Linked DNA regions of Homo sapiens: region 2 is linked to region 1. Evidence: chromatin loops called from intact Hi-C (ENCODE). Cell type or tissue: mammary epithelial cell. All regions are shown on one strand. Links, peaks and the distances in the headings refer to the core of each region. The heading gives the core; the rest is flanking DNA.

What was found. Hi-C counts contacts between places; a loop is a spot of excess contacts. Peaks named below come from ENCODE experiments on the same cell type or tissue, not always from the same donor. Only the 100,000 strongest peaks of a DNase experiment are listed, where the experiment ranks them.
Region 2: it touches region 1 in a loop (2.6-fold over the local background); 3 of 110 quality-filtered maps call a loop at or near these places.

The regions. Positions count from the first base shown.
Region 1 is chr13:38,413,153-38,423,926 of GRCh38, forward strand. No RefSeq gene overlaps it. Among named protein-coding and RNA genes, the nearest start is that of UFM1, 69 kb to the left of the region's middle. RefSeq lists a silencer at 6,587-6,636. In mammary epithelial cell, for the core only: a CTCF peak has its summit at 4,856; no DNase peak of the experiment used is centred there.
Region 2 is chr13:38,361,463-38,372,236 of GRCh38, forward strand. It overlaps UFM1 (ubiquitin fold modifier 1), which reads left to right. Exons shown (of 6, transcript NM_016617.4): 6 at 1-2,157. Among named protein-coding and RNA genes, the nearest start is that of UFM1, 17 kb to the left of the region's middle. RefSeq lists an enhancer at 2,662-3,170. In mammary epithelial cell, for the core only: no CTCF peak of the experiment used is centred there; a DNase peak (open chromatin) is centred at 5,999.

The DNA.
Region 1 (10,774 bases), core at 2,847-7,846:
GCAGTCATAGGATGTAATGTCCAAATTTTAACAATCAATTGTATTTCTAAATGTTAGCAGCAAGCAACTGGGAAATTAAGTTAAAATAAAAGTACATTTAAAATAGTATCAAAAACATAATTAAATTAAAAATAAATTTAATGACATGTACAAAGCCTCCACACTTAAAAGTATAAAATGTCAAAAGTATAAAATATTACTAGAAAATGTAAAAGACACATGCACAAAACAGAGAGATATATTCGCAAATTTGAAGACTCAATGTTGTTAAGATGTCAATACTTTCTAAAATTATTTATACATTCCATGAAATTGCAGTCAAACGCCAAACAGACATTTTGTAAAAATTTAAAATATAATTTTCATATGTATATGGAAATATAGAAGAGCCGTAATAGCCAAAGCAATTTTAAAAATAATTGTGTTAGAAATCTTTTACTAGCTGGTTTCACAATTTATCATAAAGCTATTGCAATCAGGACAATATGGTCTTGGCACAATGATAGGCAAAGAGGTCAATGGAATCTAGAAATAGATCCACATACATATAGTAAATTCATTTTCAGCAAAGGCACTGAAGTAATTCAATGTGTAATGAATAATCTTTTCAACAAATGATGCTGGAAGAACTGGAGAATCATATAAGAAAAATTGAATCTCGGTTCAACTCCACTAAAATTAATTTGGTATGGATCACAAACCTAGACATAAAAGCTAAATGCAAAACTTCTAGAGAAAATGAAGGAATGTGTATATGACCTTGGTTTAAGGAAGTATTTCTTACATAAGACTCAAAGGATTAACAATAAAATTTAAAGATCAATAAAACAGAGTTTACCAAAAATGTAGAACTTCTATTCTTCAAAAGATACTATTAAGAAAATAAAATTTTAATCTATAACCTGGAAGAAAAAAATATGTATTATCCTATGACTCAGTAATAAAACAAATATTCAAAAGTGTGAATGGAATTTTGAAACAAGAAAAGATGTTAGTGACCAATAAACAGAAAAATATGTTCAACATAATTAGCTATCAAAGGAATTAAAACACCGTGAAATGTCACACTAGGGGGGGCGAGAGTTAAAACGTCTGATAATGCTAGGTGTTGACAAGGATGAAGGGCAAATGGAACTCTCTTACATTGCTAATAAGAATATAAAGTTGTGCACTTTGCAAAACAGTTTAACAGTGTCTTATATAGCTAAAGAAAAAATTTGTGATTTAGCAATTCTACTCCTACATTTTTACCATTTTTACCTAAGATAAAAGATATATGTCACAAAATAATGGCATAGGTGTGTCCATTGTAGATTTCTTCATAATAGAACAAAACTGGAAACAATCCACATTTCCATCAATAGGTGAATGAACAAATTGTGATATATTCACACAAATACATTCAGCAATAACAAAAATATATGCAACAATATGAGTGAACCTTAAAAAAACATAATCTTCTTTTCCAGGATCTAAATAAAACATAATCTTGTTTCCTACGATCTAGAAAAAACATAATCTTGAATGAAAAAGCTCAGTATAAAATAAAATGTTATATTATTTCATTTATGTTATATTATTCCATTTATATGAAGTTTAAAAATGGGCAAAGCTAACCTATAATCATATGACTTAAAAGTGACATTGCCTTTGGGCTGCATAAAAGGGGTTCAACTTCAAAGGGCAAGGGTACAAGAGAACTTCCTGTGGTGTTAGAATATATATAGTTTATTTTATATATAATAAAATGTAATTATATAGTTTATGTATATAAATAATGTTTTTTGTTTCCAAGATATATGTATTTATCAAAACCCACTGAACTCTATAATTAAAATGGATATTTTAAATGTATATGTTATATATTGAATATATAAATTATATATGCAAACAGAATTTTAATTGTTATTAATAGCTAGGCATTTACAACTCATGTAAATGAATTAAATGTCATTCAATCTCACAGCACAGTGGTTACGCTGTGGGGTTTAATCTTAAACTATACCCTGCACTAATTTCTGGAAATTTATGTTGTTGCCCTGGAAAGTACTACCTTATAGACTGTGGTTGTGGAAAGACTAAATGAGATCATGTATGTAAAGCACATACATTAAAGGGCTTATCTCAGTAACTGATAGCTACTTTGAAACAAATGTCTGAAAAAAGTTAGTGAGGACTGTGAATGTACATGGATTAAGCATGCTGTTGAGAGGCATGTGTCACCTTAAGCCTTGGTGTGCTATTTATAGGTGCTCTTGGTGCAGTCCAGGAACTGAAAGACTTGCAACCTCACGACCTTCATTTCCTCCCCTGTACGCAGAGTCTGTCATCCTTCTCATAGAGGAACACAACGAGGTAATCGCACTGTTCCATCTCTCAAACCTGTGCTTTACAGCAGGGGCACCCGCACAAACCATGACACACTCAGGGAGAATCAGAAAACACTACTGTGATTTACTTCTACTGGGGACTTTAGAGGCAGAATTTTGGCTTCCATTCTGTTAAGTGACTCTAAGAAGAAAAAAAATAGGATTCATTTTGTTTTCTAGACCCTAGGTTAATCTTCCTAAACTACCAGTTTTGCATGGGTAAGGGGGCAGCTCACCAAAGGGTCTGAATTCATCTGAATTCACTTTGTGATACTATTTAATGAAAATCATTATGTAATCTTTCATCTAAAATTATTTTGTAAAATCTTAGTGTGATTATGAAAAATACCCATTTACCTTTTTTTATTATTCAAGGAAAAATAGGTATTCTGACACATATATTTCAAAAGACATAATAATGTATCCAAAAGTACAGTTTTCAATAAAGATAACTAAAACAGTATGGCCATCAGGGAGAATGGAGATTTTTATCTGTTCTTTTTTTTTTTTCCTCTGGGATTTTTAGGTCTTTCTGCCCAGGAGCAGTGTCAGCACTGGATATAGTGTGCTTGGACATGTTTTATGAAAGAAAATGAGGAAAGGATTTATTGGTCTTTATGGGTTTAGGGCAATCTCCCTGATTCCAGTAAATTATTTAAATTGGAAATGACCTGAGCCATTTATTCCTTTTCAAAAAGAAAGAGAAAGTTCTTCAGTTCACCCCGATAGAAATGAGAGCTTAATCTTATCATAAAACTGACAATTAGCTTTTGCTCACTGAGTTAATTTTATATTATGAAGTGAAAGTAGTCCAACAATTCACTAAGTGATGAGTAGAGAGGTCTTGGTATCCCAGATTAGTAGTCAAAACACTTCAGAAATAAAATTCTGCCTTTCCTGAGTAGGCTGACATATTGTAATTCCTGTGTTTTAAAGTCTGATACCTGATAATAATATAGTCTGTAATTACTGACTTCTGAGAAATAGTGGGCTCTTTACTCTTCCTCTGTAACACACTGTTCAATTCTCATCTTCCAGACTTAATGTAATCCCTTAATTTTACTCTGTTCCATCTTTTAATCTTCCCATCAGCTTAATTTTTATCCCATGCATGTGCCCTTGCCTACAAATTATTTTCATGGCTTTGTTTTCTTCTTATTATTATATTAAATTATAAATTTGGGGAAAATTGTCACATGAATCTCACTGGATTACTGTGAGAATTAAATGAGATAATGCCAAAAAAGTGCTTAGGACATTGGTTGGCACATATTCCTCAATGAATGTAAACTCTGGTGTGTGATAAACTGCTTGTGCAGAGGGTCTTTATCTTTAAAACCTTATATATAGTAATTAGTACCGATCCATGCAATCGCTGCCTAAATAAATTCTGTCCAATAAGTTCATGAGAATGATTTAATTGTTTAGGGTCTCACTATGTCACCCAGGCTGGAGCACAATGATGGCATCATAGTTCACTGCAGCCTCAAACTCCTGGGCTCAAGTGGTCCTCCTGCCTCAGCCTCATGAGTAGCTGGAACTCCTTCATGGCCGGCTAATTTATTTTATTTTTTTTGTACAGATGGAGTCTCGCTTTGTTGCCCAGGCTGGCCTAGATCTCCTGGCCTCAAGGGATCCTTTCCCCTTGGCCTCCCAAATTGCTGAGATTACAAGTGTGAGCCAAGGTGCCTGGCCAAGAATGATTTAAATTGTGAACACGTGTGATGGCTTTTATTGGTACTTCCTTTTCTGAAGTTATAATTTATTTTTCATCTAAAGAGGCTCTGGGTTCTTAAGTGATAATTTTTAAAAACTGTTTTTCTTATTGGTGGGGGTAGGGGGTTACCAATGAGCAAATGCATCAAGTAGAAAAATGAACAAAACAAATCAGGGCAAACTCAGCAATGAGTCATCCGGATGTATAGCAATGCCATTAACTCTGGAAAATAGTTTTATTTGTAATCATACATTATCTTTCTGTTTTTAATAAGTATTCAATGAACAATAACTGACAACAAAATAAAATTTTAAATGTTAAGAGACTTGTGTTAACCCTGAAAGATAAACAGGTACATGCAGACAATGGAATATTTTTCAGTACAAAAAAGAAAAGAGCTATCAAGCTGTGAAAAGACATGAAGAAAACGTAAATACATTATTACTCATTGAAAGACGCTACATCCCATATGATTCCAACTCTATGACCTCTTGGAAAAGACAAAACTATGGAGACAGGGAAAAGATCAGTGATTACCAGGGTTGGAGTCAGGGAGGGATGAATAGGAAGAACACAGGGGATTTTCAGAGCAGCGCAACTTCCTGTATGATACTGTATTGGTGGATATATGCCACTATACATTTGTCCAAACCCATGGAGTGTACACCACCAAGAGGGAACCCTAGTGTAAACTGTAGACTCTGGGTGGTAATGATGTGTCACTGTAGGTTCATCATTTTGTAACAGATGCACCCCTCTGGTGGAAGATGTTGGTAATGGAGGAGGATATGCATACGGCAGGGGGAGGAGGAGGAGTATATGGCAAATCTCTCTACCTTCCAATTTTGCCATGAACCTGAAAATACTTTGAAAAAATAAAATAAAAAGCATAGAATGTTTGTGTGTTTAAGATATTCTTTACCTAATCTCAGCCTGATCAGCTTTTTCCCTTGCAACATGTAGAATTATAAAATTAGTAAAACTGACAGAACAGGTATTTTGATAGAGTGTGTGGGTTACTCTTTTTTATCCCACATACTCTGTGTTAGAATACAAAATATTTGAGGAAGGTAATGCCCTCTTTCAGTCATTTGTCCTTATTGCAAAAGCCCATTACCTTAAAAGAAGACTTTAAATATTGCTTAGGCCATAGATTCCTTTTTGGTATACCAGCAGTATGGCATAGTATTGCACTATGCTGGATTTCCCAAGTCATTCCTTTTTCTATGTAGAAGCTGTTTTTCTTTTCTCTAACTTCAGAGTGGCCAAGTGGCTCCTTTGACTATGACTAAGAGACCTATTTCAACATACTATATTTTTCCCCACACAAATAATTGCCCTGATTGAAGGGGCATCAATCACCCTGATTATAAGAAGTTCTTTGTGGAAACACTGAGAGAACTTGATTAGAGATTTTTAAAAACTACTCTAAGAAGTTGTACCTAACAGGTACCTAGCTGACATTTCTGAGTTCCTCCCAATATAAATAGAAGACTTCCACAGAGGCGACTACAGCGCATTTTATTGTTGGGCAGTAATATCAAATAATCATTGTCAACTTTTTTTTTTTTTTTTTTTTTTGAGATGGAGTCTCGCTCTGTCGCCCAGGCTGGAGTGCAGTGGCGCATCTCAGCTCACTGGAAGCTCTGCCTCCTGGGTTCATGCCATTCTCCTGCCTCAGCCTCCCGATTGTCAACTATTTTACCATGGTTTGAATGATTTATTCTTAAGACAATTTTTTAAAAACCTGTCATTAAAATCTCACTTAAATCTTATTATGACTTGTATGTTTTTGGAGTATACTTTGGCCACTGTGTCCTCTATTAGGATATTTCTACATTTATTTATTTAGTAAAAACCTAAAGTCACATTATTCTTTCTATGCCACTGGATAATATTGTTAAATTAGATAATATTGTTAAATTAGATTGTTAAAGCTGCCTCTGTACTTACATCCTTAACCTAACATAGTGTGTAAACAGACTGCAATCTAAATTAAGAGTATATTTTGTAACTTGTGGCTTAGTCTTAGCCAATCATAGTAGCTAAGCTTAAGCCAATCATAGTCTGTTAACTGGTCAGACCATGTGCAAATGTGGCAAATGCTGAGCCAAGCTGTAAATAATCAAGCTATTTCTGTATTTCATTTTTGTTTTCTGACAATTAATATTCCCTGTCCCTATAAAGTGAAGCTCCATGAACGTTGCTAAAAGAAAAACCTTAGACAAATTAAATTTAGCAGAGTTTAATTGAGCAAAGAAGGTTTCATGAATCGGGCAGCCTCCTGAGCCAGAGTGGACACAGAGAGACTCCAGTGCAGCCACGTAGTGGAAGAACATTTATGAACAGTAAAAGGAAAGTGACATACAGAAAACAGAAGTGAGATAAGAAACAGCCAGATGCATTACAGTTTGGCATTTGCCTTATTTGAACATGGTTTGAACAGTTGGCCACCTTTAATTGGACAGAACTCAGTGACTGACACAAGAGTAGGTTAGTCTGTTTACACATCAAGTGAGGTTTCAGTTTACTATGTATAGGGAAACTTTTAGGCTAAACTTAAAATAAGTAAGGAGGCAGGTTTAATATAAACTTAACAATTCTCCCCTTTTGGTCAACTTTGAGAAATAGACCAAAACATTAGGCATTGATGTCACTGTCATTATTGTAAATGTCAGGTAATTTTTTTTTTCTGTAAGGGTTAGAGTAGAGAGGACCTTTTTGTGTTGAATCTACTGTTTACAAGAGAAAAACAAAGCCAGGTCTATTTTAGGATCTATCTGAGTCAATGATTCAGTTTGATTATGTCATGTTTAGCATGAGTGACTCCATTTTGGTTTGACCTGGTCTGTTGGAGCCTACTTCACAAGCTCAGTTTGAAACAATGGCCTCCCATAATTTTGTTTAAAAAAATGTCCCCCTGGCCAGGCATGGTGGCTCACACCTGTAATCCCAACACTTTGAGAGGCCAAGGTGAGCAGATCACTTGAGGTCAGGAGTTTGAGACCAGCCTGGCCAACATGGTGAAACCTTGTCTCTATTAAAAATACAAAAATTAGCCAGGTGTGGTGATATGCACTTGTAATCCCAGTGACTTGGGAAGCTGAAGCAGGAGAATCACTTGAACCTGGGAGGTGGACATTGTAGTGAGCTATTGCGTCAGTGCACTCCAGCCTGGGCAACAGAGAAGACTTCATCTCACTTAGGTGAGAGTATAACTAAAACTTACGGTTTTAGTGCCACTCTCAGTTGCCATCATTTTGGGTTTCTGGTCTCAGTACATCATTCGTAGGGTACAGTGAGCTCATGGGTCATACATCTCTTTGAGTTTTTGTCATTCTGGTTGAATAGAGATCATTTGGCATTATATGGATGGCTACATCCAAACATTTAAAACTTCTTCGAGAATACAGTGCAGCTGGGAGACTACTATCATGACTATCAGGAAGTTGTTTAAAGAGTTTAGAGTATGCTCCTTAGCCAAGGTCCCCATGAAACAAACTAACTAAAATCAAATAGATCACAGAATGAGCTAGATAAGGAGTCTATTTTTTAAGCAAGCAGCCTTTTCATTAATTCCTTACAGCTGAATTTCTATAATGCCCAATGTATTCCTCCATGTACAACTTGAAGTATCAGCAGCTGCACAGGTAATTCTCTGTTTAGCCAATAAGTAATCAAGAGCAATTCTATTATTTAGCACAATGTTTTTACAAGAATTTAAAGTCTGCTGTGTAACCATAGCCTTTACAGTAGAATCTGCTATTGAGCCTTTTATAAAGAATAAATTTTTAATCATTGCCTTATTTACTCCAAACTATGGAAAAAGAGACCTAACAAATGCTACCCATCTAGAAGAGTGAAGGCCTCCTGGCAACATTCTCTTTAACCTATGATGTAGGTTAAGAGGAGTGGTCCAATGTTCTGTTTCTGACTGATTATGAAGCAACAAAGATACCATTAAAATTCCTAGCTCACATTGGCCCTTCATCTTCCATTTTTCAAGGCATAAAATTGTCCATATATTAGATTGGCTACAAAATCCTCCACAAATACAAATATACCCTACAAATGTACAAGAGAGATCCTTTTCAGTTCTCTTATTCATAGAGGCATAAGCAAGGAAAAATAGAGAGATCAGAGTCTCATAATAGCAGAGAAGTCTTGATCTGTGATACTGGGACAAAGCGTCCACTTTAAGGTTGTCATTTGCTTGTGGGGAGAAGCATCTCTAGTTAGCTTTACTTTAAGATCTCTGATGGGTGTACAGTTCCAAGAGTCTCAAGGGACCCTTCTGAGTTGTGATATTATGAACCCAAGGCCCAAGGTCCCAACGTTTTTCTGCTGTGTGGATGGCAAAGACAGTCTTTCTCTGATGTTGTTCTCAAAAGATACAATCTCTAAGTTCTAGATTATGAAGGGTTTGATTATTCTCAGTCAATAGAACATGAGAAGCTTTCTTTACCTGGTAAAAATATACCTTGGCATAATGTATTAAAGCATTGCAGCATTTAGCTCTATCAGAATTCAGTAGTGAAGGCTGCATGAGGTTCTATTATCAGGTTCATACACCTTCCAGTAAGACTATTTTATAAAGTGTCACCTTCTGTTTTACCTTGGAAGTGGATCTGAGTGTCATCAATCTGAAATATTTTTGACCAAAGCAATCCACTCAGTTCAGTTAGCTTTGCCTAAAGCTACTGTATCTAGAATACCTTATTAACTGTTTTACAACTTTCCAGTGAAACAAGTGCTTCTATCACTGAAGATTGCCCAGGAATGTTCCATGACAAAAATACATTTCATAATAACCTTTTAGCTACTGCTATGACATCAGCCCTCTGGCATGGGAAAGCTTTTATACAACCAGATAACATGCATTGCAAATGACGATATAATGAAAATCTTCTTTAAATGTTTAAATGTCCCATCAGGTAGCAGAGATATACCTGAAGTTTTGATTGTCTCCCCAGGAATATGGGTTTGACAAATCAAACACTAACTGTAAGCTATGTTAATGATTTAGAACAGCAACCAAATCAATATATATAATTTTAATTGGGATCATTTTATTTCTTTCATGATGAGTCATGGAATTCAAAGCTTTTAGTAATGACAGCTTTAAGGAGTCAGAAAGGACCAGGCAGCTGTTCAGGTTCTCCATGAGTCTAAGCTTAACAATGGACTTATGTTCTCCTTTTTTTTTTTTTTTTGAGATGGAGTCTCACTCTGTCGCACAGGCTGGAGTGCAGTGGCGCAATCTCAGCTCACTGAAAACTCCGCCTCCCAGGTTCAAGCGATTCTTCTACCTCAGCCTCCCAAGTAGCTGGGATTACAGGCACCCACCACCATGCCTGGCTAATTTTTGTATTTTTAGTAGAAACGGGGTTTTGCAATGTTGGCCAGGCTGGTCTCGAACTCCTGACCTCATGATCTGCCCGCCTCGGCTTCCCAAAGTGCTGGGATTACAGGCGTGAGCCACCACACCCGGCCTTATCTTCTCTTAAATACCAGTTTCTTTTTTCCAATTTAGGACATAGCACTGATAACTGATGAATTATCACAGATAGTTTGACTTGGACTATGGAGTTCATTCAAATTGCACATTTAAACAATTTCAATACTGGCTGATTTAGCATGAAAATCTAGCAAAGTATTTTCTTGGTTTTCAACTATTTTTTGTCCTGCTTGGGTTAGCAGTTTTACAAACCAGTCAGTCTCTTCATTAGAGTTCCGGGAATTCTTATCCAGTCCAAATGATATGATCCTAAAGCTATTAAAAACCTGTATTTAAGAGTGCTCATCAAGGTCCTTTCCATCATTTTCATGAATCTCTAAACACACAGTACTCTAGGATTTTGCGTGCTTGTGAAGTCTTCAGAAAGCGCATCAAAATTAAGCCATGAACTGTGGAAAAACTTAAAATGGTCATAAAGACACAATTGACAAGAAAATTTTGTTATTTCTGTGGCCTACAATTATTTAACATAACAGCAAAAAATATGAATGATAGCATAGATCCAAACATTTGAGAATTTTAGGAATTCTATACAATTTTGGAACAGATATTAATAACATTAATTAAAATATAACTCGAAAAAGGTTAAACATCATTTCTTATTTGACAATGTTTTCCACATAATTTGCCATATCAAAGAATCCTGTTTATCTCTGTTTTGAATGCTACAGGGTCCCTCTGTAGCATCCCAAAGTTATAGGTTAAAAAACAAAGATCTAATTTTGAAGCTAATTGCAGTGAGCCGAGATCACGCCACTGTACTCCAGCCTGGGCAACAGAGCGAGACACCGTCTCAAAAAGAAAAAAAAAAACAACTTTCTTTGTCCTATTTCTTAATGGGATCCTCTCTGAACCTGGTCATTTTAGCTAAGAAACAGCAGCTAAGTTAAATGCCTTTTTAAAAATATGTCTTTCTAGAATTTAACTGGCTATTTTGAAATGCTTTTGTAAAAGAATTTTACATCTATAAAAAGATCTCAAAAAATTAACTCAGAGCTAATTTTGATATCGGGAAGCCTGTCAAATATGTCAAAAGTTTAAAGCACTTGACCAAAATAGAATCACAGGTCATTATAAAATAATAGTCACTCTTTTAGCTATAGTGAATTAAAATATTTTAAAAAACAAACATGTTTACTATTTGATAGAGGAGACTGAGTTTTCCAAACA
Region 2 (10,774 bases), core at 3,317-8,316, 51 kb before region 1:
GCATCCTTTGCTGAGTTATACATTCCTTTATCAATCTCTTTTGATACAACATTTAAAACAAGTAGCTTCAAGAAACCACTGGTGTTTTGAGGATAGTATTTCTAAATAGCATTCAGGAACAGAGTATTATTGCACAGATCTGAAGATCAAAAAAAAGCTCAAGGAAATACAGATCGGAAGTGCTGATGAGTTATATTTATTGAAAACCCAACTTTTAAGGAAGTGCTAAGATCAGTCACCCATGTGAATAAGAAGCCAGGAAAGGAAAGATGGGGAAGCCCAGATCACCAGGCTTCTATTAAGGAGGAAAGCAACAGAGGAAACAGTGAAGGGGAACAGAAGGGGGTAGCAAAGTGTTACAGAAAAGCGGACTGGATAGACAAAACTGCAGAAGGTGTATGTTGGGGAGAACTGAAAGGGAAAACAAAATACTTGACATAGTCTTAAGTAGAAGAAGGCAGTTAGAGAAAACAAAGTATCTACTGGCCTTGTCAACATACAGACTTCAAAATACCCCTTATGAGAATCCAAAGAATGATGTGTGTAAGGGAAGATTTTATTTGCCCTTCCGGAAGAAATCAGTATCTATGCAAATCTTGAAAGACGAAATCAAAGCCCATTAATGATTCAGAATCAGTGCTTGACCTCCTGTATTCTGAATGGTGAACTCTGGAAGCAGGGATTGTGTCTGGCTCTTTTTAGAGCTGGAAATGTAGTGGCTTTCATTAAATACTTGCTGTAAAGTCTTTCTAAGACCAATTATTATCTTAGCATGTTTCAGTATCTTCTCTATCATAGGCCCTAAGTTCATTGGGGGAAAAAAAATAAGAAGATTCAACAGAATCAGCATTTGAAGTGTACCATTGGTAGTTGTTTATGAAATTACCAGATATTCATAAATGTGACAAATGAACAGCAGGATTATGAATTATCAAAGGAAAAAGTATTTGCTGAGGTGAAAAAATCTGATGTTTGAGGAAGTTTTTATTTTTATTTATTTGTTTTGTTTTTTTTTTTTTGAGGCAGACTCTCTGTCGCCAGGCTTCTCCTGCCTCAGCCTCACGAGTAGCTGGGACTACAGGCATGCACCACCACGCCCAGCTAATTTTTGTATTTTTAGCAGAGACAGGGAGGAAGTTTTTATTTTTATAAACAAAATCTGATGTTCAGAGGCCCCGTTTCTTACAATAAATGTTGAGTCTTAGTTAAGCAGGAATTTATGAACACCCATTTCCTGACTTTTTGCTTTAATTTAGATTTTTCTCCATCCTGTTTCTAGCACAAAAATTTGCCTGCTGTGTTACAAAAATAAATTTATGTTGTCCTGTGCCATAAAGTGATATATTTAATATTTTTATTCTTTGGTTTTGAACATTGTAAGTTCCTAAAAACATTTTATTAAACAAGTAGACATTTTGTTATTAAAAAAATGTGATCTGTAATTTCTTTGTGCAGAATGATTTGAAGTATTGTATTCAGTTTACATGCGTTATTGGTTTATAATTAATATCTAATGAAAATACATGTTGTTATATTGTAAACCATATTGTCTGTTCTTATTATTAGAGCTCTTAATCAGCACACCTTTTGAGTCAGTATATAATACATGTAGTAAAGAAAAAAAGGGCAAAGATGATTAATGACCATAAGTCAGAGAAATTAGTTTATAGTCATCTGCCACAGACATAGTAGTGATGTTTCGTCCAACAACAGACCGCATATATGACCGTGGTCCCATATTACTATATTTTTACTGTGCTTTATCTATGTTTGGATACACAAGTACTTACCATCATTTTACAGTTGTTTACAGTATTAGGTACAGTAACATGCTCTACAGGTTTGTAGCCTAGGAGCAATAGGCCATACCAAATAGCCTAAGTTTGTAGTAGGTGACATCAACTAGGTTTGTACAAGTACATTCTGATGTTCACATAGTGACAAAATTGCCTAAGGAAGCATTTCTCAGAATTTGTTCCTGTGATTCAGTGATACATAACAGTACTTGCAAATGCCTGTCCATTTTACAGACGGAAAAAAAAAAAAAAAAAGTTGAGAAGAAAATGGGGTTATTGTAACTGGCTAGGTTGGTAGGTTCCAAACCTGGGTGATAACAGAGTCGCCTAGGAAATTAAAAATACAGATTTTTGGAAACCACTCCTTGAATTCTGATTTATTACATCTGTAATAATATATAAAGATCCTCTGTAAACAGGAGTTCTGGTGATTTCTGCCATGCAGGTGGTTTGAGAATTAATGAGAAGGCCACCTTTTCACTTTGTAGAAGAACAGAATGAGGTCTAAGGGGTCAAAGTAAGTAGAATATGTTCTGGAATCTTGGACAGTGCACTTTCCAATGCTTGGTAAGTAGCCTGAGGTGAAGGTGCTAGCTAACAGTCTCACTCACTGCACAACCTTTGAAGTTTTTCTCCGGGAGGTGGGGGGCAGCCCCCGCCCGGCCAGCCGCCCCGTCTGGGAGGTGGGGGGCAGCCCCCGCCCGGCCGCTGCCCCGTCTGGGAGGTGGGGGGCGCCTCTGCCCGGCCGCCCAGTCTGGGAAGTGAGGAGCCCCTCTGCCCGGCCGCCACCCCGTCTGGGAGGTGTACCCAACAGCTCATTGAGAACGGGCCATGATGACGATGGCGGTATTGTCGAATAGAAAAGGGGGAAATGTGGGGAAAAGAAAGAGAGATCAGATTGTTACTATGTGTAGAAAGAAGTAGACATAGGAGACTCCATTTTGTTCTGTACTAAGAAAAATTCTTCTGCCTTGGGATGCTGTTAATCTATAACCTTACCCCCAACCCCCTGCTCTCTGAAACATGTGCTGTGTCCACTAAGGGTTAAATGGATTAAGGGCGGTGCAAGATGTGCTTTGTTAAACAGATGCTTGGAAGCAGCATACTCGTTAAGAGTCATCACCACTCCCTAATCTCAAGTACCCAGGGACACAAACACTGCGAAAGGCGGCAGAGCCCTCTGCCTAGGAAAACCAGAGACCTTTGTTCACATGTTTATCTGCTGACCTTCCCTCCACTATTGTCCTATGACCCTGCCAAATCCCCCTCTCCCGAGAAACACCCAAGAATGATCAATAAATACTAAAAAAATTTTAAAAAAAAAGTTTTTCAAGTCAAACATTCTTTAGATAAGTTTTTCTTAGAACTAGCTGTTCAAAAGAAACGTTAGTGGGAAGAAAATGCAATCCTATTTAATTCCTCTACTCCAATATTAAGATATTAAAACTTAATATCTTCGCGTAAAAAGATGTTTTTTACGCGAGGACCTTGAAGTATTCCTGAATTGGAAGCATTGTTATACTTTAATGGAGTGATTCTAAGTTAACTGATAGTGTTCCTGAGGCCATTTATAAAACCACACAAAAAATAATGATTTATATATGTAATTCATCCTAAAGAAATCTGTTGAACATCTACTGTGTGTCAAATATTTTGACGGATAATTTCATTTTTATTTACCCATTCTTTATAACAATTCCAGGTTATTTTCCCCTTTTATAGAAAAAGAAAGAGGCTTAAGTTGAGATTTGAAATTTAAACCCATGATTTGACCCAAACTCTGCACATTATACGGAGAAATTTTTAGTATATATTTTCTGTGATATACTAGATGCGTATTGAATCGCAGATTAAAAGTAAGAAAATATGTAAGGCTTAAATTCCATGTCAGAGTACTGACTGTGTGTAATGATAATGAATGGCCTTACTTTTTTAATACGTGGTGTATATATGGTATAAATATGATAAAATTCTAGGATATTAATTATAAACCAACCAGTAGTGGGAGTAGGGACTATGCCGCCATATTCATTAGCCTATCAGACATTGTGTTTTTTAATTTTAGTGTATTTTGCAAGTGAAGCTGCAAGGTTAGTCTCCTAATAGCCCACTTTTTCTACTAGATTGCTGCCCATAAACTTCTTTAATACAGAAATTCTGGAAGTGCCCTCTATTGGTTAGTGCTGGTGATGGGTAAATCATTACTCAAACTAGGCCATTAAACCATTAATTGAAATAAATACTCTTGAAAAGTTCAATCTATCCAACCTATTAACCATATCCTTCAAATTGACTAAGGTTCTCTTACCGTCAAATCTGTTACTCCTGATTTTCCTTTCTTGATGTATCAAGACAATCACAAAATTCTCTTGATGTTGTTAACAGAATATCTCAGCCATCCCCACTGTAACAAAAGCCCTCATCTTCTCGTTTATACTAAGAGCCTCTAGTCTCTTCATTTCCTCTTTCACACTTGCTGTAATGAGTTTTTTTATGCCATTTCATTAATCAAAATCCTACTGAATAAAAAATCTACACTGTCTGTGACATACGAGGCCCTTCATGAACTGGTCTGTGTTAGAGTCATCTGCTACTACTACTCTCTTCCTTACAGTTTCCTTCCCTAATTTACACCGCAGCTACACTGAACCACAAATAATGTTTAGTTATCTGTGATGTGCCATGTTCTTATGCTTTCATTTCTTTACTTACCCCATTTGTCTGCCTGGAAAACCTAGGATTTATTCTTTAAGATCAAAAGCCATTGAGCCTTTCCTCCCTCCTCCAAAGCAGTAGGTATTAACTGTCTAAGCAATTTTACATTTTGTATATTCCTCCATTCTAGCAATTACTAAATACAGAATTACTTGTCTCTAAAATATAAATTTTATAAAAGTCTAAGACCATGACTGAAACTAGGTTTCCAAATCGCTTTGCCCATAAACAAAAAGTACTTTATAATTGAAAAACTACATAAAAGAATATTTTGAAAATTAGAACTGTGTCTCATACATAAAGTAACTGCTTTTCACCAGATTATTTGGTTAACCGGTATACCCATGTTGCCCACTGTTTCTTGTAGCAGAAATTTACTTAAATTAACTACTTTTTTTAATTGTAAAACATTCTCTTATTTTTAAACAAACATTATTAGCTATATGCTGCATATTGTTAAATACTGGAGACGAAACATGATTAACATCCATTCATTCCCATTTCTTGGACTTTCCCAAATTTATACATTTCAAAAACACCAAAATTACCTGGTCTAGTAATCATGGACATGAAGATGTGTAACGAATCCCTTTTTATATGCTGGGCACAGTGTGAGGCACTTTACAGACATTGACTCATTTAATCCTTAATCCCTTCACAAATGCCAGTGTTAATTTCTTCACTTTACTGTTCAGGAAGCTGAGACTTCAGTTAATATGTTTAAGGTTACGGTGAGATTGACTCCTAGGTCTGTATGATTATAAAGTCCACAATGTGTATCATGTATTTATCATCAGTTTGCCTAGAATTGTATTGAAATACTTTTTCAAAATAAAATGAGCACATCTGGAATGAGCCTCATAGATTGCTATTTAATATTTCTGTGATCTCACTTTGCTTGCAAAGTTTAACATTCAGCAATCCACACAAACACTGCACTTATAGACTCCTTTTCAGTAAATATACACATTTATAGCAACAAAGAGAATGGTGAACATTTTAAAAGTAGATGTATGGCCCTATTATCTGCTTTGCTACATAGAGGATGTAATTTTGTTACTAGATGCAAAACACTGGCTAAGGTTGGCAGACAAATTCAGAGAGCCAGTTTTTGGCATAAATCTCTCATTTTTTGGCAAAACTTGTTAGCAGTGTAAAAGCTGTTATTGAGAGCATATTGTGATGATACATCATGTCAATATTTGTTTGGCTGAGTAACACTTGGATTTAATAAATTAATTCTTAAATGCACAATTTACAACTGATGAGCTGTGTTAGAAATAAACTAATTTTTGTTGTCAGTGCCACAGACATTTTGACAAGTCTCTAGTGGAGATACTAGCTTCTCTGATTTTTTAGATAAACGGATGGATGGATTAGGACTTTCTGAATTATCTGTAGATGTGCACATTACGTAGAAATGAAACATAAGAGACAATGAATGAGTAATTAAATGAGTCACATAGGGAAATTAACCAAAAGGACTGTAGAGAGGTCACATTGTTCTTGTGGGGAACTATATCCTTCAGTAAGGAAATACCTTATTTGTTTCTCAAAGCAATAAAAAATGAAGGCTTCAGGGAGCTGTAGTCACTATGACAGATCTGGTGTATTGCTGTCAATTCCACATACACGCAAAATTTAATCTAGAACTTTCATAATCCTGCTGTATGGGTTGGAGTAGAGAGCAAAAGAAGTGACAGACTCCCTTCAATAAAAATTGCTAAAGGCTTAATTGCAGTTGCTTCCCAACATGGAAATAATTATGTTCCAAATATTTTTATTTAATTTTTAAATTAAGCCAGTACCTTGATACCTATGAAAGGGTAATACCTGTATTCATAGAACCTTGCATTTGGGAAGTTATTTTCTAAAGTGTAATCCATCTCCCTATTATTTCCTAGTAAGATTGTATTTCTGAAACCATTAAAAAAATAGTATTTCACAGGAACTTCAATAAAATGAACCAGATTCTAAGGATGCCATCCTCTTGCTGTAAACAAATAAATAAATGTAAAATTCCAATCTATTATTCCTTACCTTCTATACTTTCTAGAGTTGACCCTTAAAGAATGTGGAGGTTCAAGGCCTTGACCCTTTGCACAGTCAAAAATCTGCATATAACTTTTGACTCTCCAAAAATTTTACTAATAGCCTACTGTTGACCAGAAGCCTTAGCAATAACATAAACAACACATATTTCATAGGTTATATACTGTATCTTTAAGCTACAGGAAAGAAAATTTTAAGGAAAAGAAAATATAGTATTCATTAAGTGGACGTGCATCATCATAAAGGTCTTCATCTTTGTCTTCACATTGAGTAGTCTGAAGAAGAGGACGGGTTAGCAGAGGCAGAAGAAAATCCATGTATAAATGGACCCATGTGGTTCAAACCTGTTTTGTTCAAGGGTCAACTGTACATTTTACCTTCATTATATACCTTCTATCTCCACCCACACTGTCACCAAAAAACATGGCTTTGTTCTGAAAAGCTGGGAGTCCCCTAAAGATTTTCCTAAAATGCAGTTTCTTTGCTCCATTTTGAAGCATTCTTTGCAATTGGTCAAATCAGCATTTAGCTTTGTTGCCTCTCCTTGTCCTCAGTCTACCTAGACAGACCTTACATCTCTTTCCTTTTTGAGTGTGAGATATTTTTTAACCCTAACTAATGCTTTTGCTAATTTCAAACAGTCCCAAACATCATCTCCTATTTTACTTGACTATACTATTTAATAGTGAGTTTATATTGACCCTTCCAAACATAGGGATTGAGGAGTATCCTAGAATAAAAAGGAATGTTTTCCATATTGTCAAATGCAACAAGACTTGAATAAACCTATAATTAGTAGATCCTTCCTCTAGATACAATTATAGTTCTGGAGCAGTTGCCAGAATTTGATGTGCCAATGAAATATATAGGGCGATGTTCCAAGGGTAATTAACATCATCACCATTTTAAACTATTTTATCTCTTGGGTTAAAATGGGTTATAATTAATTTTTGAGGGTTATGTAGTTAGTGCCAAATGAATGTGTCAGATAATGAGTGCTATAGCAATGGTTGACTGTTGTAGTGCTGTTATAGATGACTTCACAGTGGGGGGGGTGATTTTAGCAGGAACATTAAGGGAAGGCATATGGAAAGACATTCATGAATTTAGTAAGCATGAATTTAATCAGTAAGCACTTTATTTTTATCCACTACTCTTACTGATAACTAGACAAAGTGCATGGAGCTGATAGCATAACGGGGGAGAAAGCCAGTAAATCAATAAGCAAATATGTCAAGTGCTATTTTTTTAAGTCAAAGCACAGCATTTCAGTTAAGGTGATAAGGAATAAGTGCTATTTTGGATAAGATGATAAGGAATACCCTTATGTAATTGTGTGGAAGAACAGTACTCCAGATAGTAGGAAGAGAAAAGGTAAGCTGCCTTATAGAAAAACTTCAGTTGGCCCATGCACATATGAGGAGACTTCAAATATCTTGTGGAAAAAAAATGGAATTAAAAGATTTTTTAAAAGTAAATTCTATTACTTAATAGAATCTGTCAAGTTCAAGACATGTTTATAAGTGATGAGACCAGCCATTTAGTTTATCCCTGAAGAACTGAGGGTCCTGGAAATGTAGCCATGTCAATGTAGTCTTTTTTATTGGTTGAAGAAAAAACAAATAAGTGCCCTTTAAAGATTTTTTTAAGATTAGGAAACAAAAAGAAGGACCCAATCAGGACTGTAAGGTGAATGCCTAGTGATTTCCCACCCAAACTCTAGCAAAATTTCCCTTGTTTGATGAGAGTCAGCAGCAGCCAGATTTCTTCTTTTTGCTTAGTCTTGCTTTGGCTATGTGGGCTCTTTTTTGGTTCCACATGAATTTTAGAATTGTTTTTTCTAGTTCTGTGAAGAACGATGGTAGTATTTTGATGGGAATTGCATTGAATTTGTAGATTGCTTTTGGCAGTATGGTCATTTTCACAATATTGTTTCTACCCATCCATGAGCATGGGATGTGTTTCCCATTTGTTTGTGTTGTCTATGATTTCTTTCAGCACTGTTTTGTAGTTTTCCTTGTAGAGGTCTTTCAGCCTCTTGGTTAGGTATATTCCTAAATTTTTCTTTTTTTTTTTTTCAGCTATCAAAAAAGGGGTTGAGTTCTTGATTTGATTCTCAGCTTGGTCCCTGTTAGTGTATAGGAGAGTTTGTGTACATTAATTTTGTATCCGGAAACTTTTGTTGAATTCTTTTATCAGTTCTAAGAGCTTTTTGGAGAAGTCTTTAGAGTTTTCTAGGTTTACAATCATATCATCAGCAAACAGCGACAGTTTGACTTCCTCTTTACCAATTTGGATGCCCTTTATTTCTTTCTCTTTTCTTACTGCTCTGGGTGGGACTTCCAGTACTATGTTGAAGAGAACTGGTGAGAATGGGCATCCTTGTCTTATTCCAGTTCTCAGAGGGAATGCTTTCAACTTTTCCCCATTCAGTATTATGTTGGCTGTGGGTTTGTCATAGACGGCTTTTATTACATTGAAGTATATCCCTTGTATAATGATTTTGCTGAGAATTTTTATTATAAAGGGAAGCTGGATTTTGTCAAATGCTTTCTCTGCATCTATTGAGATGATCATGTGATTTTTGTTTTTAATTATGTTTATGTGTTGTATCAAATTTATTGAGTTGTGTATGTTAAACCGTCCCTGCATCCCTGGTATGAAACCCACTTGATCATGGTGGATTATCTTTTGGATATGTTGTTGGATCCAGTTAGCTAGTAATTTTGTTAAGGATTTTTGCATCTATGTTCATGAGGGATATTGGTCTGTAGTTTTTCATTTGTTTGGTTGGTTGGTTATGTCATATCCTAGTTTTAGTATTAGGGTGATACTGGCTTCATAGAATGATTTAGGGAGGATTCCCTCTTTCCCGATCTTGTGAAATAGTGTCAACAGAATTAGTACCAATTATTCTTTGAATGTCTGTTAGAATTCAGCTGTGAATCCATCTGGTTCTGGACTTTTTTTTTTAATTACCATTTCAATTTTGCTACTTGTTATTGGTCTGTTTTGGTATCTAATTCTTCCTGATTTAAACTAGGAGGGTTGTATCTTTCCAGAAATTTATCCATCTCTTCTGTTTTCTAGTTTATGCATGTAAAGGTGTTTATAGTAGCCTTGAATGATCTTTTGTATTTCTGCGGTGTCAGTTGTAATATCTCCCATTTCGTTTCTAACTGAGGTTATTTGAATTTTTTCTCTTTTCTTGGTTGATCTTGCTAATGGTTTATCAATTTTGTTTATCTTTTCAAAGAACCAGCTTTTTGTTTCTTTTATTTTTTTGCATTGTTTTGTTTGTTTGTTTCAATTTCATTTAGTTCTGCTCTGATCTTGGTTATTTCATTTAAGGCTATAGTCACCAAAACAGCATGGTACTGGTATAAAAATAGGCACATAGACCAATGGAACAGAATAGAGAATGCAGAAATAAACCCAAATACTTACGGTTAACTGATCTTTGACAAAGCTAACAAAAAAATAAACTGGGGAAAGGACACCCTATTCAACAAATGGTGCTGGGATAATTGGCAAGCCGCATGTAGGAAAATAAAAGTGGATCATCATCTCTCATCTTATTAAAAAATCAACTCAAGATGGATGAAGGACTCAAATCTAAGACCTGAAACTATCAAAAGTCTAGAAGGTAAATTTGGAAAAACCCTTCTAGACATTGGCTTAGGCAAGAATTTCATGACCAAGAACCCAAAAGCAAATGCAATAAAAACAAAGATAAATAGCTGGGACTTAATTAAACTAGAGGGCTTTTGCATGGCAAAAAAAAAAAAAAAAAAAAAAAACAGTGAGCAGAGTAAACAGACAACCCCACAAAGCGGGAGAAAATCTTCACAAACTATATATCTGACAAAGGACTAATATCCAGAATCTATAATGAACTCAAACAAATTAGGAAGAAAAAAAGCAATCATATCAAAAAGTAGGCTAAGGACATGAATAGACAATTCTCAAAAGAAGATAAACAAATGGCCAACAAACTATTAAAAAATGCTCAACATCACTAGTGATCAGAGAAATTCAAATCAAAACCATAATGTGATACCACCTTACTCCTTTAAGAATGGCCATAATCGAAAAATCAAAAAATAATTGATGTTGGCATGGATGTGGTGAACAGGGAACACTTCTACACTGCTGGTGGGAATGTAAACTAATAAAACCACTATGGAAAACAGTGTGGAGATTTCTTAAAG